3 separate regions of the Homo sapiens genome follow, and all the other regions are linked to region 2. A link is an interaction called in ENCODE POLR2A ChIA-PET data of the cell type or tissue named here. Cell type or tissue: HepG2. All regions are shown on one strand. Each heading gives the region's core, and the rest is flanking DNA. Links, peaks and the distances in the headings are about the cores only.

Region 1 (6,078 bases), core at 479-5,478, 61 kb after region 2:
ACAGGCGTGAGCCACTGCACCCGGCCAATATTGCTCTTAAAAAACACACCTTGGTACTGGCTGGGCATGGTGGCTCACACCTATAATCCCAGCACTTTGGGAACCTGAGGCTAGAGGATCGCTTGAGCCAGGAGTCCGAGACCAGCCTGGGCAAATGGCAAGACTCCATGTTGGAAAAACAAAATTAAAAAAAAAAAAACACACACATACACAGACCTTGATGCCAACAAGCTGGAGGGTGTGGGTAACTGCATGCTGGCCCATCCCCATCCCCACCTCTGGAAAAACATCTCACAGCCCAGGATGGGCACAGGGCTTCTCCTATTCTCAAGCACCTACGGTCTCAGCTGCTACACAAAAAGAGGCCACAGTGGGCCACCCTCCAGATGCAAACTTTCCCCTCCAGGCCCATGGCGGGGTCGAAACAGGAGCAGCCTGGACCTGGGCCTATTTAGAGAGGAATGTGCCGCACAAGGGACCATTGTTAAGGCCCCTGCTCTGACCACAGGCTGCCTGGCAAACCGCTCCCAGCTCCTGAAACCAGATCAAGCACTTCCTGGTGTACATATCAGGCCTCAGTCTGGGGAGGGAACACCAAGCGAGCCACAGAGCCCTGCTCCAGCCTGGGACAAATGTCATGCAAAGAAATGGTAGAGCCCAAGGTCAGAATAATCTCATGCGCAGCTCAGCTCTCGTAGGAGGGAGCAACGTGGCCTCTGCCCAGGGCAGGGTGGAATTCCAGGCTCAGGTTCCAGGAACGCTAGCCCTGGTCAAACTGGGTCTCCTCTGAGCAGCAGCAAAGCAGGTTCTGTCCCTGAAGAAACACTGGCTATCTAGGAGCCAGGGTCAGGGCTCAGGGAAGCCGGACAGATGGTGCCAAGGAGTAGGGAAGCACCTCCCTGTATGCTACCCTGAGCCTGCAGGAAAAAGCCACGGGAAAACCTCACCTGGCAGATAACTCCCCATAACCCTTAGGATCTACAGAGTGAGTCCAGCAGCATGTACGCCATGGGCACCTCCTTGTCTTCACTCTCCTGTGACACTGGACCTTGGCACAGGTCCCTGATCTGTGTAGGGTGGGGTGGGTAGTCAGGCAGGGCCTTGGCGCTGGCAGAGTGGGGTCCAGTTGCAAAGGCTCCTTCACCTCCTATTTATCCAGGACTTGGGGGACGAGGCCCAAAGGCCTGGTGTGCCTTCAAGGAGCTTAAGGACTGCTCCAGGGCTGGAGACAGGACGTATGGGCCTGCACAGGGACCGTGCTCTTTATTTCAGGGCTGAGAGCAGGAGAACCAAACAGGAGAGTGACATAACCACAGTCTACTCTGAGCCTCAGTGTCCTCAGTGTCACCTGCTGTAGGAGGTGATGGGGTAATAAGGTGCCCCTGAGGCCAGGCGCGGTGGCTCATGCCTGTAATCCTAACACTTTGGGAGGCTGAGGTGGGTGGATCACCTGAGGTCAGGAGTTCGAGACCAGCCTGACCAAAATGGAGAAACCCCATCTCTACTAAAAATACAAAAATAGTCAGGCGTGGTGGTGCATGCCTGTAATCCCAGCTACTCGGGAGGCTGAGGCAGAATAGCTTGAACCCAGGAGGCGGAGGTTGTGGTGAGCCGAGATTGTGCCATTGCACTCTATCCTGGGCAACAAGAGCGCAACTCCATCTCAAATAAAAATAAATAAATAAATAAAAAATAAGATTCCCTGGGTGCAGGCATGGCACGCGGCAGGGGTGACTGTTGCTGGTGTAATTACCATCTCCTGGGTGTGTGTCTGTGGGGGCTGTGCATGCTGAAATGTGTGGTCACCTTGCTGGTGACCAAGGCTGTCCTGGCCTTACTGCTACCAATCACGCCCACTGACTTCACATGGCCTATTTCCGTGTCTCCACCCAGAGCCTTTCCTAGTGCCCAAGCCCTCGGAAGGCTGGAAGGAGTGAGCAGTGCAGTCCTTGGCCAAGAACTGAAGTATAAAAACCCCAGCTCCCTTACCCAACCCCAGGTGGGACAAGGCTGGGGGCACGGTCTGCAGTCTCCCCATGCTGCCCGGTATGGGGGCTGGGCAGCCACCTGTGGTCACAATGAGCTGGTGAGGCACCCTTTATTGGCTGGATTCCCTGCCTGGCCCATTCCCACACTCAGGCATCCCCTGGTGTCCCCTCCCACTGAAATCCCTGTCTCAGGACCTGCTTCTGGAGGGACACAAATTAGCCCTCCAGAATTGGCCTGGGCTGCTTGGTGGAGGAGGGAGGTGGCTCCTGGGGCAGGTGGAGCAGGCTCCGGATAGGGAGGAGGACACAGTTGGGGTGATGGGGAGGGGTGTGTTCTCAGGAAGCAAAACCGTCCAAAAGGAAAGGCTTAAAAATAGGCGCAGTGAAGCTGAGCGGAGCCTGCAAAGGGAAGCCAGGAAACAGCAGTGTCAGTGGAGGGCGGCCCCCAGGCTCCCCACAGAGAGCCACATTTGTTTAGGGACAGGGACAACGTGAACAGAAGGCAAAGTCCACATCAAGGCGGAGGAGGCGCTCCCTCCTTAGAGAGCCGCAGCCAGATAGTTCAAACCTGCCAAAGGTCTGGGAGGGAAGAACCAGGGTACCACCCCACCCCCAGCTCAATCCCTTTCCCAGTCCCCTCCCCCTCTGCCTTCCCAAGGCCAGGCCTGGCTGGGCCACAGTGCTAGCAGCTAAGACCCGCCTCCAGTGCCGGCCCAGTCCGCAGGAGGCCAGCTTGGTGGCCAAAGGTTACTGACTGCCCAGGCTTATCTGCACACGTGGCCCAATGACTGAGGTCTGGGACCTGGGGTCATCATCCACAGTACCTCTGGACAAGGAGGAAAAGAACCATTTCCACTAACCCCTGGATGGAGGTGCAGGGAGCGTCAATAGTATCCCTGAAAACTTCAAATGCACCAGGGGGGTCAGCACCCAGGGAAGAGCCACAGGAGGCCACTCTGATGGATTCTGATGACTATCTTTGCTCAAGTGTTAGGAGGAGGCTTCTTTCTCTCTGCCTCTGGCAACCCTGGGCCCAAGAAGTCCCAGGCACTCCGGAGGTCCTTCCTGCTCATCACAGCCCCACCCAAGAGGCCTGGCTCACTCTGCAATGATGATGTGAGAATGAGCAGGTCTGCCTAGTGCCAGAGCCTGTGGTTGGATTTTCGGCTGAGGCCAAGAGAAATAAACAAGCCTCCTCCTTCCCTCTGCACGCTACAGGAAGAGCAGCTCGCTGGCTGCAAGGGGACCCTCCACCCTGCCTATGGGGCACAGCAGCCCACAGCATTCCTTCCAGAAACGGAGCACTGGCAGGCCTGGGTCCCTGTAAGATGGAACACAAAGGGGTGGGCAGCTGACCTCAACAGCCAGCCCTTGGGATTCCAAACCTTCTCTTATCCCCCAACTTTGTGATGTTAATTTCTCCCTGGATAAAGCTCTCTAACAACCTGGCAAGCCAGCACCAGCTGAACCAGCCCCAGCTTGAACCAGCAGCTTTCCCCAGCCCAGCTACAGTCTCATCCCTCCAGAAGGGAAAAGAAGTCCTACGGATTCCTTTACAAGGAACCTCCAGAATCTGCTATGGTGTCCGCAGGGGACATTGGCACCAACTCTGGGTTTATTAAATGTAGTGGGTTCAACAGTGTCCCCCAAAACGATATGTCTTAAGTCCTAACTCCTGGAACCTGCGAACATGATCACATTTGGAAAACGGATCTTTGCAGATGTAATTAAGGTAAGGGTCTCAAGGTGAGATCATTCTGAATTTAGTGGGCCCTAAATCCAATGGTGAGCATCTTTATAAAAGACAGAAAAGGAGAAAGACACACAGACAGGGGGAGAAAGCCACGTGGAGACAGGGGCCAGAGATCAGAGATGATGGTGATGCGTCTGCAGGCCAAGGAACGCCAGGAATCTCCAGGAGCCGCCGGAAGCTATGTTTGTAAGCCCCCAGGTTGTGGCACTCTGTTACAGCAACCCCAGGATATAGACCCCAGGAACAGAACACAGAAAAGAAACGGGAGGAGGCCTAGAGCCTGCTGTGGCCACTCCAGCCATTCCATTCGACTCCCTCAGTGTCCCGTCAATTCTGAAGCCCCTTCTAGCCACTGAGTCACCGGTTCTGAAAAGGAGATATGGGTGTCCTGGAGCTGGTCTAGCCTGGCAGGAGGCAGCCTCGCCCCACTGCCCTCTCATCAGCCATCAGCTCACACAGGCCCTTCACAGTGGGCAAGTGCGTTGTTGCCCCAGCCTCCGCCGGCCCTTCTCCTGCTCGGTCCCATCAGCCGCAGAGCTTTCTGCTGTTGTCTCCTCTGGCTCAAGAGGCCCATACATCCAGCCTTCCTGGGACAAACCCAGCTCACATCTGTTGTCCCACCGTAGTCATTCAAGGGTCCCTTTCACTAACGTGTCCCCCAAGGGACAGTAAGTTATACGGTCGCCCTACCTGGGGCCAGAATTGTGCCCCACCAGAGCAAGGTCTTGGAGTAACCACACCCAGGGTCAGGGAGCCACCTGTTCAAGAACAGAAACGTGTGGCCGGGCGCGGCGGCTCACGCCTGTAATCCCAGCACTTTGGGAGGCAGAGGCGGGCAGATCACGAGGTCAGGAGATCGAGACCATCCTGGCTAACACAGTGAAACCCCGTCTCTACTAAAAACACAAAAAATTAGCCGGGCGTGGTGGCGGGCGCCTGTAGTCCCAGCTACTCGGGAGGCTGAGGCAGGAGAATGGCGTGAACCCGGGAGGCGGAGCTTGCAGCGAGCCGAGATCGCGCCACTGCACTCCAGCCTGGGCGACAGAGCGAGACTCCGTCTCAAAAAAAAAAAAAAAAAGCGAAATGTGCAGTTTTTTTTTTTTTTACCTCTGAAACATGAAGGGGAGGTGACTGCAGGCCTTCTGGGAAAGATTTCTCTACTCCTTTTTTTTTTTTTTTTTTTTAAGACGGAGTCTTGCTCTGTCGCCCAGGCTGCGGTGCAGTGGTGCCATCTCTGCTCACTGCAAGCTCCGCCTCCCGGGTTCATGCCATTCTCCTGCCTCCGCCTCCCGAGTAGCTGGGACTACGGGCGCCTGCCTGGGACAGCCACGTAGCAGCTTCTGCTTCAAGCCATCTCTCTTTACGCAGAGCAGAACCAGGACCACAGTAAAGGCTCCAGAGGAGGCCACCGCTCACAGGGCCTTGGGTCCTCTTCTTGAAAGGCAGCCCAGCCTCCAAGAGGGCAACAGCGACTGATCCGGGACGAAGGCCTCTCTGTGCCTGCTCCCGTCATCTACCGCGTGCCCCTGGTTCCGGCAGCCACAGGGTCATTCCAGGCGGACTTTAAAGTGGCGCTAAGTTGCTGGACTTCCTCTTTTCTTTACTAAATCAGCTATGGGAATGGGAGCACCTCTGGCACACTCTCAGATGTGCTGCACTGGTCTAGCGCTCCCCCCACCCCCGGGTTCTAAACCAGCTGCTGGCTGCTCCACTAGGAGCAGATTGAGGGGAAATGGGCGGAAGCCGCAGGGGAAGAGATGTGAGGCAGATAAAGAGGAAGAATTTCCTGGCTGGGGTGGGGCCGCCAGGGCCTGGGTGGGAGGGCCGCCCACCCTCCGTCCCTGGTGGAAGGCAGCAGAAGGGTGGGACGGATCTGTGTGGGAGGGTCTAGGTGTGGCCTGCCTGGGGGTAGGAGAGGGACCAGATGACCTTTCAGGTCTCCTTGGGTCAAAGACTCCCTGATAAATGGCTGTCGCTGAAGGCAGGAGCGAGGCCCTGGGAGGTGATTGACTTCGAAAAACCACAGGCTGCAGCTCTGAGGGCCTCAAAGGTTAAGTACGGAGTCCCCCAAAATGAGGCTTTCCTCAGCTTTAATCCACCCACGCCCTTTAGGTGGCCCCAGACACCCCGCCAGGGCCTCTCTGGCAGCTCTCCGTCCTCGATTCTGGAGACAGAGAAACGTGATGCTGGCTCCTGGTCTGCTCATAGCCCCCTCGTCCCCACCACAGGGTCGCCAGCCACCTCCTCAGCCTACCGCGTGCCCCTCCTTCCCCTCTACTTCCGACCCTCCAACAACAGCAGACTCTTCCCCAAACACTCCTTTGCCCAGACCCCGGG
Region 2 (6,078 bases), core at 528-5,527:
AAGAGGTGGAGAACCCGCAGGAGGACGCACACCACACCTGCTCCTCGTGTGGCGTCCCTGCACCCTGGGTGGCTGAGACCCCCTGCTCCTCCTCCAGGCCTCTCCGTGCCAGGTCTGCGCTGTTCTCCCTGGCCTCGGCTCCCACCCACCCGGCCCCCCAGCTACAGACAGCAGCGATTCTCCCTCCCACTCAATGGGGCCACTGTCCAGCCCATCATTAGTCTTCAGGGCTGGCAGATGACACCGGCCACGGGCAGTGTTTCCTCCGGCCCCAGCACACAAGGCACAAAAGACACCATCCTGCCCCAAGACCCTCCTAGTCACGTGGCGCATGGGAAGCGGTGCCGGGAATCTTCCAGGGCAGTCCCCTGCCCCGGGGGAGATCGTGTTCAAATCCCCGAGGAAATGCTGCTCTTTGGCCCTTTTTCTGAAAAACCCCCCAAGGAGACCTTGTGCGGAGCGTGCAGGGAGAATGGAGATTCTTGTGAGACTGTCTCGGGATAGCCTCACAGAAACCACAAACTATTTGGATAAAAGTTGAAAATCTGCGGTCACACAATGCTGACCATTCATTCAAACACTCGTTGAGCAAGCACCTATGACGTCTGGGAACTCAGGACGTGGATCGACAAGACACAATCCTCATGTCCGTTCTAGTGACAGAGAGAGAGACGGCACCATCAACCCCGCCCGCTGGGGGCCCCCTTGGAGGGGGCGTGCAGGTTCAGGGCTGAATCTGCCCAGTGGATGTGCCACCCACGTCTGCGTACCTCCTGGTCCTGTGGTGGCCCCTGGAACAAAGGCTGAGAGATAAAAGACAAGGATCTGGGGGAGGGAGGACGTCCATGCACATTCCACTGGGGACACCAGCAAGGATGACTGTTCAGTGACCATTCAGTGACCGAGTCACCTGGTGCTTGGAGCCTGGCACCCACAGAGCAGGGCGGGGGCAGCAGGCCCTGCCGGGGGCACAGGCCTGAGAAGGGAGTGCTGCCAGCCAGGCTCGACGGGACAGAGAGCGAAGGGCCCCCTTCCTGAAGGCCATGCAGAGGCCGGAGGTCAATGTCAGCAACTCCATCAACGTCAGTCCCCTGAGACCGACCCAGAGTTGGGGTTCCAAGAGCAGTCTTGGGCGCTCAGGAGCCAAGATCTCACAGAGGGTGTTCCCCACCCTTAGCTTAGGGAAAGTGACAAATCTGGAGTGCTTCTGCCCATGGTCCAACTACTGAACCCAAATGAATGCATTGACAAATCGCATTTAGTGTTATTTATAGGGAAAAGGGAGGGAAAAAAAAAAAAGAAAGAGAGCCAATCGCGTTTAGGCCGGCCGGCCAGGGGGAGGACAGATGGGCCATCACCTCTGCCACTTTTCAGGCCCTTTGCACTGACCCCCCACCCCCAGCAAAACCAAGGCCCAGCCCCTTCCCGCAGCCCCGGAGTCGGCTGGGATGAAGCAACTCCTGCAGGCAGATCATTAGGTCTACTGTGATGGTTCCAGCAGGGAACCCAGCTCAGGCCACAGCAGCTCAGGCGCCTGCAGAAGGCCCAGACCTCTGGGTGTTAAGCTCTCTCTTCCTGCACCCGCTCCGGGGCCCGGTGGGGTGGGCAGTGTGCGATTCCCAGGGTTGATGAAAGAGAGGAGGAAGAGGCTGAGCGGCGGCGAGTTTGAACAGCCAACTCTGGGAGGGGCTGAGGTGGGGAAGGTTCCCACTGCTGCTCTACAGGCCCCGGAGCAAGGCTCCCATGATTCCACCAGCAGCTGGGCAGGCACAGGCCCAGGTGCTGAGTGTGCCAGGATCTCCGCTGCTTCCTGGGTGGGGGCGAGAGGGACCCTCATGGGCCTGTAATTAGACCCGCGCCTTCCCAGCCAATTCCTCATCAAACAAACTCACACGTACAGCGGACTGGGCATGGCCGCCACCCTCGGGAGCCCTCCTGGGAAAGCTTCCCAAGGCTCTGCTGAGCTCCGGGAACAGGTCCCTACCTGTCCGGGAACCGGGCTGGCACTCAATAAACAAATCAAAGCTCGGCGCCGGAAGGCAGAACTCTGGGACTAGAGTCCCAGCCAAGGGCCACAAGTCCCTCAGGAAGCCTCTTCCCCAAAGAGTGGCTGTGGGACGCTGGGAGCCTCCAGGGTGGTCAGCCTCCAGGTCTTCCCAAAGCCCAGGTGGTATCGATGCTCTGTGTTAAGGTGAGGGCTGCAGAGAGGGGCCGGCGGGGAGGAGCCCCCACAGCTTACCCTGGCCATTGACCCTACTCTCAAGCATTGAAATAAAGCCCTCTTCCCACACTCCCGGCCAGGGAGAGAGGGCGGAAGCCCTAAACATCCGGGGTGTATGGGAAAGGCTTACATGTACAGAAGAACCAGATAACGGAAGCTGCTGGTGGTGGTGACAGGCTTCTTAAAGGGGCCTTGAGACCTTTGACACCGGCAGGGAAGCCACACACTGCACCAGGCCTGGGGGCAGGGAGAAGGGGCTCCTAAGGACGGGGTTGTCCCCTCCTGTGGAAGTGCCTCGCATTGTCTGATAAGAGCAGCTTGGACCAGCCGTGGCACAACAGGAAGTTGGGAGAATACGGTGGCCCAGGAGGCTGGCCAGGGCTGGGGAGTGGTCAACCCAGAGACTCTGGTTGCCCAAGTGGGTCTAGGGCTTCCGGGGTGAAAGTCCTTGTGGAGCACAGTGGACCCAGTGTTCGGAGGACAGATCCCAGGCCCAGATAAGGCTTTTTTTTTTTTTTTTTGAGACAGAGTTTCACTCTTGTTGCCCAGACTGGAGTGCAGTAGCACAATCTCAGCTCACTGCAACCTCCACCTCCCAGGTTCAAGTGATTCTCCTGTCTCAGCCTCCCGAGTAGCTGCCATTACAGGCACGCGCCACCATGCCCGGATTAGCCAGTATTTTTAGTAGAGACAGGGTTTCACCATGTTGGCCAGGCTGGTCTCGAACTCTTGACCTCAGGTGATCTGCCTGCCTTGGCCTCCTGAAGTGTTGGGATTACAGGCATGAGCCACTGCGCCCGGCCAACAAGGCCATTTTTGACATGGAATGCTGGTCTGACCACAGTGCTTGATGGCTTCTGCCTGCAACTATGCCCCCGCCTTCCATTAAAGCAGGGCTCTCAGGGCAGAAGTCGCATCTTCTCATCCCAGAGTGCCCCACGCCACCCCCCAGGCGCACACAGTGGGTCCTCCCCACCGCAGCTGAATTGGCCCCATCACCATCACAATGACAGCCTACAGGGGCGGGGGCTAGTGGGAACACAAAGTGGCCAATGCAATAGTGTCTCAGCCACCCCGACACAGAAATGGCCAGGGGACAGAAGGGGCAAGCTGGGAGTCAGCAGCAACTCAGGTCTCCAGAGACGAGCATTAAAAAAGGCGAGCCACACCACAGGCCTTCCTTGACCACATCTCAGCCTAAAAGAGACCCAAGGAGAAACAAGAATCCCACCTTTCCAACAAGGACTCGTATACTAGATGCTAAGCAAACACCTTCTTCCTTTTCCTGAAAAGGAGCTCCTGGGGCTGCCGGGGGAGTTGGCCAAAGAGAATGACATTCATGGAAACACACGTGGCCCCATTAAGTTTCAAGGCAAGGTGGCAATGAATGGAGGAGGAAAACCCACAGCATTATTAGGGAATGGGGCCTTTTTCTGCTTCCTCCTCTTCCAACGGGTTTTCTCATGTGGGATCCAAACCAAATTCCAACTCCATCCTGATCCAGCAGGTGCTGTCTCCACAGCCCCGAACAGACCTGCCAGAAAACCACTGCTCAACCTGCTTCCGGGTGGCATATTTTTCTCCAGGAAAGGAATTACAAACTTATCTTAGATGAGCAGAGAGCTGTTCCCCAAACCTCTGACCAAAACACAGCAGATTTCACATGAAAAAGCAAAGAGAGAGGGGCCAGGGATGAAGTGCAGCAGGCTGGAGGCTGAGTCAGTCCCCAGAGTCACTGGGACGGCGTTTCAGGAGCAGATGGCATTGCCTACAAAGCTCCTCGCCCCTCCCTGCTTTGAGGCCGGGGACCACCCCGTTGGCTGCATGATTTAGTCTCTGGGGTTCTCCCAGCATGAAAAGACCCTCTGAAAGCAGGTCCGTTAGGGAGATCCCTCAGCCCCTGCTCACTGACATGCCTCTGCATGGCCGACACGCAGCATGCCATTGTAGAGAAGCAAAGCACACGCAGACCAGCCCCGCCAGCAGCACCCTCCCTCCCCGCTCCTCCCAGGAACGCCCTGCACATATCCAACACATCCAGGAATCCAGAGCTGCGCTGTAGCAGCAGCTCCCTGGATCCCAGTGCCGGCGCCGCGGGGAGCTTCGGTTACGGCATTTCGAGCATTGAGACTATCTCCAGCCTCCAGCCAGCCGGTCTTCGGGAGCCCAGAGGGGTGATAACTTGAGCGGAGTGATTTTAGAGAAAGCGGTGGCCAATTCGAATTTCTTCCTGGCCCTCCTGGAAGCCAGGGAAACCCCTTGCGAAAAGGAAACATGTTCCAAGAAGCTCCGGGCAGCAGGAGAACTTAGCCACTCAGCTTAGTTGGCCAAATATTTACAAAGAGATAGCTGTGACCACACAAAGCCCTATTCTTCTATTTTGAGGCCGAAAATCTGGTCCCCGCGTGGAGATCGAGCTCCCCGCCACCCCTCTCCTGGGGACCCCGCTCGGTCCTGCCGGCCTCGGGCCGGGGCCCAGGGACAGCGTGGCTCCCGGCACCGCCACCATGGCCATCAGGGTCCGCCTCGCGGCCGCGCCACCTGAGAGCCCCCGAGCCAGTGGTGCAAGGCTGGGAAGAACAAAGGAGCAGGACTCACCCCAGCAGCGGAACGTCGGGCTGCGCTGGACGCGCCGAGAGCCGCGGCCCGCCCACCGGGTCACATGGCTCAGAGCCGAGCAGAGGATCAAAGGGGCTTTGTGGTCGCGGAACAAGGAGCCTCCCAGAGCGCGGGGCAGAGGTAGGGAGGGACCTCGACTGCCTGGGAAGGGAGGCTCGGTGGGGAATTGCTCCAAGGGGGCAGGGCGAGGGGAGCAGGAGGAGGGGGCAGGCAGAGATAGGGGCGCCCAGCGGCAGGCCCGGCGCAGAAGCAACCTGAAGGCACGGGAGGGACGCCAAGGAGCTGCCACACGCTAAAGGAAAGTGACAGGGTCCCTGGGAAGAGTGAGGGGGAGCTGCTAGGAAGAAGAGAGGGGAAGAGGCTCCCAGGGACCTCTGGCCATGCCGTCCTTGCCCTTGTCCCTGTGCTTGCCAGAGGCGGTGCCCGTGAGGAGCCCCCTCCTCTCAGCCAGGTCCTGAAACTGACCTGGACACCCTCTCTCCTTGTGCTCTGCCTGACACCCCTGCTTCCTAGGTGCTCCCCCACCTACCTGCTCAGACATCGCCACAGCTGGGCTCTCAGGGAGCATGGCCAGCCACCCCAGAAAGCCATTCAGACCTGCAGCCAGGGCTGGAACACAGCCACCTGGGTTTGTCCCCTCTACCCCAGGTGCTTGCTGGCTGGGACCATGGAAGGGAGAAGGAGCAGGAGAGGAGGGGCAGGGGATGGGGGCGCAGCTCACCCTGAGCTCTTCCTCCGAGAGCCTCTGGATTCAGATCTGATCCAGCTCCTGCCTCTCCAGCCTCTCCAGCCCCTGGGGGACCTGGCCAGTGAGTCAGTCTCTTCCTCTCCCCCTCCCTGCAGGCCTGGGATGTGCTGGGACCCAGAGGGGCACAAGCAAGGGGGTCCCCAGAGGAGGGAGCTGACACTATAGGGGCTGGGCCTGGACGCTGGGATCTGCCAGACCCATCTCAGTGCCACGACCTCTGAACCCAAGTGAGTCACTCCCAGCAGGGGCGTGGCCACTCCCACACTAGGAGAGAGCGCCTGGGAGTGGGCTCGTTCCGAGGGCTTGCTGGGGGCTGGGAGGGATTCACTCAAATGGAAAGAAGCCTTTGGTGACACCTTCTGAGGGCCAGGGGCTGAATTCTGGAAGCTACGCCCTCAGGCAGCCCCCACGGGACCTCATGTTGAGTGCTGACTGGGCTCCACACACTCTTACCTTTCCCATCCCGCACCCCCACACGTGGCTGGGGGTG
Region 3 (5,489 bases), core at 1-5,000, 79 kb after region 2:
GCCCCCAGAGATGCCGTGGCTCAGAGCTCGTCCTGCTTTGGGGTGGCCCCTGGAGTCTCCGCCCCTCAGCAACCCACATGGTGACAGGCACCCACATCCGCTGGCCTCAGGAACCCTGGGGCCACCATCCCAGCGCTGTAAGGAGCTGGCAGTTTCCTCCCCACCCTTTCGGCCTACCTTGCAGGAACCAAGACACCAGGTGAGCCGCCCCGGGAAAGAGACCTGTGCTCCCACGGCGCTGCTCCTGCGCCCATTCCCAGCCACTCCAGATGCTTCCCGTGGACCAGCTGCACTCCCGGCGGGCATGCCTGGCCCTCCGCAGCCTGGCCCATATGATCTTCACAGGCAGGCCCCTCCTTATGCCCCAGCCCCCTCTCCAGCCAGCTCATTCCAGCCTCCCCCACTGCTGCTGGCTGCTGCTGGCCAGAAGGCTCTCCTTCCTCTTGCAATCCAATTCCTACTCTCCCTCAAGGTCCGCCTCCTCCATACTGACTTCTCCCCTGCTAGCTAGTGGTGACTTTTCTCTACCCTGATTCGGAAGCTGCCTGTCCACATCACCCCTGGCTGGGCTGAATCACACTCTCTCCTCCACCTCCTTCAATCATCCCTTCCCCACGTCTGTCTGTCCACCCAAGGTTGTCCAACTCCCATATACACACCCCCACACCCTCCAACTATACTCCAGGCTCCTTGGGCACCAGGGAGGGCCACCTTTCCATACCCCAGGTCAGCCCCCATGCACATGCGCACTCATGCACACACACACTCTCTCACGCCTATCGACTCGGGCCACCTGATGGCTCTAAGACCAGAATTCCCAGCAAAACCATTCAGGACACACAAGGGGGAGACTGATAAACACAGGGAACCAGCAGATTGAGGCCCCACTCCCCGAGACTGAGAAACCTTCCCCCAGAGCCAAAGGATTGCCAACTGCTGCACCAGGATGGTCTCAATGAGCCCATTGTCTTGGACTAAATTACAGGGTCACAAAACTGGCTTGGGAGACAGCCGCAGAAGCAGCTCCAGATGGAGGCACATGGGGGCAAGGGTGGAGTTACACCCAGAGACCCAAGGAAGGGGCACTAACAACTTTCATAGTGCAAATGGTGACAGCTGTACAACGAACACAACCCCAAACCCTGGCCTCCCCTCCCGCCACAGGGCTCCCGTTGAGACACGAGAGTTCTTCCCCAGAAATCCCACTGGGGGCCCGACACTTTCTGTTAGGAACTGAGAGCAGAGACCTCGATCCCGCAGGCAGGAGGAGAGCTCTGCACAACACAGGGCCTCTCTCCATAAGGGCTTACTGGAAAGTGGTCAGACCGGCTAAGTCGTGCCACTTGGACATTTGGGACAAGGAAGGCCCCTGGAGGAGCGGTCGCAGGGAGGAGTTGCAAAGAGGCAGGGGCAGGGAGGTCACATTCACTCGGGGACTGCAGGAGGCTCAACGGAACACAGTGGACCTAGGGAGACCCCAGTATGAGCATGTGCCCAAAGATGTCCAGATGAGGAGGTGTTGTGGGGGAGGGGGGCGGGAACAGCAAGCCCTCCCAGCTCTGCAGACCCAGACCTCCCCTCCCTCTGGGAAGCAGGGATGCAAAGGGATAGAGCCTGAAAAAGGGCTTTCACCACTAAGCTGACAAAGTAACTACGATGTTTCCAGCTCACACTCTGCACAGCGCCAGTGGCCACTGGATCACAACCCCCTCCCGTCCCTTCGCCGCCCCACACCCTCCTCAGGCCCAGCCCTGAAGAACAGCCACTGGCACTCTGCTTGGCGTCCAGCCAAAGTTCTGGTCCCCCAGGAGGCCCCGCCTCCCCCACTCAGATAGGGCTGACCCCAGGTGGGCCGTGTGGGCAGCTGGGCTCAGGACACCCAGATGTCAGCCCTGGTTCTGGCCATGGAGCGGGGAGGACCTCAGGCTGGTCACCTCCCAGCTTGGCCTGACACCTGGACAGTTTGCTCATTTCAACACAGCCTTTCCCCCTCCCGGCCCACCAGAGGGCTCTGCCCAAGTCAGCCTAGGAGCCTCTCCGAGGGGCGGGGGCTCCAGGTCCCGGCAGAGGCAGGCCCGCCCCTCAGAAGCCCTGCCCCAGAGCGCTGGAGACCATTGTGTGAGCTTCCCCTTCGCCTGCTGTATTTACTCCCGCGGACGCAGGACGCAGAGCCCCAGCACCGGCAGTCAAGAGGACGCAGGAAAGCGCACGCACTCACAGGCTCAGAGACGCGGACGCCAGACCCAGGCTTGGACAGAGCAGCCCCGCAAGTCCCAACACACTTTGTAAACCCCGAAGACAGGAGAGAGCCAAAATACTCTCCCTGCCCGCACGCAGGCCCCTTCTGTCCCCCACGGCCCGATTCTGGGAGGCGGATGAGGATATCCCCAGGCCTGGATGGGGGCCATGGGACATCCCACTCTAGACCCTGCCACGACCTGGGCTGTGTCCGTTCGGTGCTCCCGGCCCACGGGCTGCACAACTTGGCGGCCCCGAAACTGGCGTGGGGGAGGGGAGGGCTGTCCACCCGAGCAGGACGCGGCTGTCCACTCAGTCGGAGGTGAGGAACGACCTCCCTATCCCGTTGCCGGGTCCAAGCGGGGCCCGAGAGCCGCCGGGGAGAGCCAAAGGGAGGGGACCGATGGATTTCCCAGAGTGAAACTGTGCGTCCTGGAGAGTTCCGAGGCAGCCTCGCGAGCCCTCGAGGAGGTCGCTGTCGCTTGGCAAACACAAACAACAATAAAAGGAAGGAAACCCAGGCGGCAGTGCGCAGAACGAGCACAGGGTCCTGTGAGGGCGCGCAGGGTCTACGCGGGTGCCCCTAACAGGGTCCCCCACGTAGGCGGCGCGGGCACGGGGCCGGGGGCGCGCGGCGCTCTCAGCGGGAGGGCGCCTGGATTAGGGGTCCCGTCTCCCCTCAGCGCACTCCCGTCTCCCCTCAGCGCACCCCCGTCCCGCGCCAGGCCCACCCGCAGGGTCCTCTCCAGCACGTCCGCGGCCGCAGCAGCCAGCCCAGCACCCACCTTCGAAGTCCGAAATGATCCCATCCAGCTGCGCGTTGACCGCGGGGTCCGACATGATGGCTGGTGGGCAGCGGGTCGCGCGGAGGGCAGCGGCGAGGAAGCGCCCCCGGCGGGGCCCGGGCCCTGCGCGCTGGCTGGGGCGCCGCGCCCGCGCTCCTGCAGTGCAGAGCTAGCCGCCGGAGGAGCCCCTAGGCCCCCTGGCTCAGCTGAATGAATGGGGGAGGAAGGCGGGCGCCGGCCCCTCCCCGCGCGCTGCGCCCCCGCCCCGCCCCCGCCTCCCGGGCGGATCAGGTTCCCGCACCCGCACCGGCCTCCCTGTCTCGCACTGGCTGCTCCGCCCGCCTGTCAAGGCCAGGCCTGGGGGGCTGGGGCCCGAGTGGCCGCTGGGGGACAGTCCTGGGCACACGACCGGAGCGCCCCCCTCCTCCCCGCCTGGCCCGCGCCCAGGGGACGGCGAGAGACGCGGCCTCAGCCCCTCCCCCCGGGCGCCCCGCTGCGGCCAGATGTGGGCGGATGTGGAGGCCGGGCCATGGCGAGGAGGGCGGGCGCCCAGAGGGGAAGAGATTCCTCCCCTTCCCCGGGCGCAGGGTCCTTCTGCAGGAGGCTGTATTTGGGCAGCCAAACAAAGTTCTCTGTCACCGCCGCCGCGCGCTCTGCGCCTGCAAGGGTTAAACGGCAGCGCACGCGGCTGGCAGGCAGGATCCCGGCCTGTGGGCTCAAGAGCCGAGGGGCGCAGGGCGAACATGCGAGTCCCATGGCACCAGCGAGAGGCCACCAACTCCCACCCACCGAGGGCACCCCTGCAGCTAACACCCCCACCACGACCACCGCCCCGGGGGCCACCGCTGCACCCTCCTGGGTGAGCCCTGGAGAAGGCACTGTCCGGGAGAAGGGGCACAGGGCGGGGATGGAACACGGCTGTCAGAGAAGCCAGGGACGGGCGACGCCTCCCTTCCTCCACAATAAGGGCCTCCTGAGAGCAGGAAGTAGACCTTGTCAGGAGCAGACGTTTCCGAAGGAAGGTGTGAAGGAAGGAGCTAGGCAGTGAGTGAGCAGAAAGGGAGCTGCCCCAAGGGCTTCTCCCTCCCTTCTGGGCCCTAACCTGAGGCCTAGCCTTCCCTCCAGGCCAGCGGTCTCTACCCTTAAACTATATCATCCACAAGGCAGGCAGGGCCGAGGGGCTGGGGTAGACCTGGGGACCTGGGTTAGACACAGAACTTGAGAAGCAACAGGCTCTCATCCTCAAGAAGGGCCCCCCAGGTCTGTCACCTACAAGAGAGAGAGGCGCTTCTTCCACTCGCCCTGGAAAGCCAGAAACCCACTCCTGCATGCTCTCCCTGTCACCCCGTCCCTTAGACCCTCGGCCTCTGCCCAGAGTCAGGGGCCATGTGAGAATTCACAGCATGGAACAACACCCCCACCCCCGAAGCAGCAGGCCGCAACGCTACAACTGCACTCCGGTCCCTTGAATGTGTGGCCGGGGAGCGCCTGACAGCTCATCCTGGGTCTGAGGTCGCTCGCTGCCCACTTGCCCCTCCCCACCCCCTCTGAAATATCCCAAATGTGCAGGAGTGCTGAGACTCTCCAGCCATTCTGGAGAGGCGGGGGGCAGGGGGTCTCTTGCGGAAAATGTTCTAGGTTTGGGTGGCTTTTTAAGTAGATGAAATCAAGTCCTTCCTTTTTAAGAAAAGCAGGCACTCCCTCCCTCATGCTTTGGATATTTTGAACTATTTTCAACCAAGTGAGTTTGTGGACATGGGAACTGCAAAACCACAGACATTTCAGATGCGTGCACACCCTCGTCGGCCTGGGAGCCCGGGTTTCAGAAATGCAGCCATTGCTGCCATTAATAGCACCCCGTATCTTCCACGCCAGGCCAGGGTATGTCTTGTCTGAACTCCAGCACCTGGGCCTATCGGATAGTCCAGCCCCTACTGGGCCACCTGTCCACGCCGTATTTGGGGATTTGGGGGTCCAGTACCTAAGAAACTCAGCCCAACAACACAGCCCCCCTGGGAAGATGCCGGGTCCGGCACAACAGCCATCCTAAGCCACAGCATTATTCTCGAGTGTTTTTCTAAAAAGCACCTGGTGAGTGTGGACACACCCATGCAATTGTTCTTTCCCAGGGCTGGCATGGAGTTCCACCAGATTAGCACAGGGTCAGCCAATTGTACATTCTCCATCTCCACGCACAGTGCAGCAAACATATTTAGTTCCCTGGGGAGCGCCGCCAGGGTGCACGCCTCACCAAAATGGGAACCCAAGGGACAATGGCAGGAGAGCAGCCAGAAAGTGCGCATGCCTTCGTGACTGTGCTCAGAGCCCACCGGCTCCAGCCCCAGCCACTGCCCCTTCAATGTAATCACTCAGAGCCACATGACCAGGCCTAGAAACCTCCAGGTAAGGAGGTTCCCCGAGCTCTTTCAGGAAACCCAAATCAGGGCTTGGCCATACTCCCAGCCA

What was found. ChIA-PET counts read pairs that join two places held together with the same protein. Peaks named below come from ENCODE experiments on the same cell type or tissue, not always from the same donor. Only the 100,000 strongest peaks of a DNase experiment are listed, where the experiment ranks them.
Region 1: POLR2A ChIA-PET joins it to region 2 with 129 read pairs; 12 of 35 experiments call an interaction of 5 or more read pairs at or near these places.
Region 3: POLR2A ChIA-PET joins it to region 2 with 21 read pairs; 13 of 35 experiments call an interaction of 5 or more read pairs at or near these places.

The regions. Positions count from the first base shown.
Region 1 is chr17:77,389,194-77,395,271 of GRCh38, reverse strand. All of the region lies in intron 2 of SEPTIN9 (septin 9), which reads right to left. Among named protein-coding and RNA genes, the nearest start is that of MIR4316, 4.8 kb to the left of the region's middle. RefSeq lists enhancers at 1,475-2,204, 2,205-2,935, 2,936-3,665, 5,127-5,857. In HepG2, for the core only: no CTCF peak of the experiment used is centred there; DNase peaks (open chromatin) are centred at 571, 2,561, 3,134 and 5,344; H3K4me3 peaks cover 1,459 bases.
Region 2 is chr17:77,450,270-77,456,347 of GRCh38, reverse strand. The region is part of intron 3 of SEPTIN9 (septin 9); the gene reads right to left. Among named protein-coding and RNA genes, the nearest start is that of MIR4316, 56 kb to the right of the region's middle. RefSeq lists enhancers at 163-1,069, 1,070-1,976, 2,310-2,649, 2,884-3,791, 4,319-4,618 and 2 more. In HepG2, for the core only: no CTCF peak of the experiment used is centred there; DNase peaks (open chromatin) are centred at 2,627, 4,207, 4,567, 4,907 and 2 weaker places; H3K4me3 peaks cover 4,634 bases.
Region 3 is chr17:77,371,087-77,376,575 of GRCh38, reverse strand. All of the region lies in intron 2 of SEPTIN9 (septin 9), which reads right to left. Among named protein-coding and RNA genes, the nearest start is that of MIR4316, 23 kb to the left of the region's middle. RefSeq lists enhancers at 88-147, 250-939 and a silencer at 3,128-3,627. In HepG2, for the core only: CTCF peaks have their summits at 2,005 (motif pointing right) and 3,439; DNase peaks (open chromatin) are centred at 2,075, 3,465 and 4,000; H3K4me3 peaks cover 3,838 bases.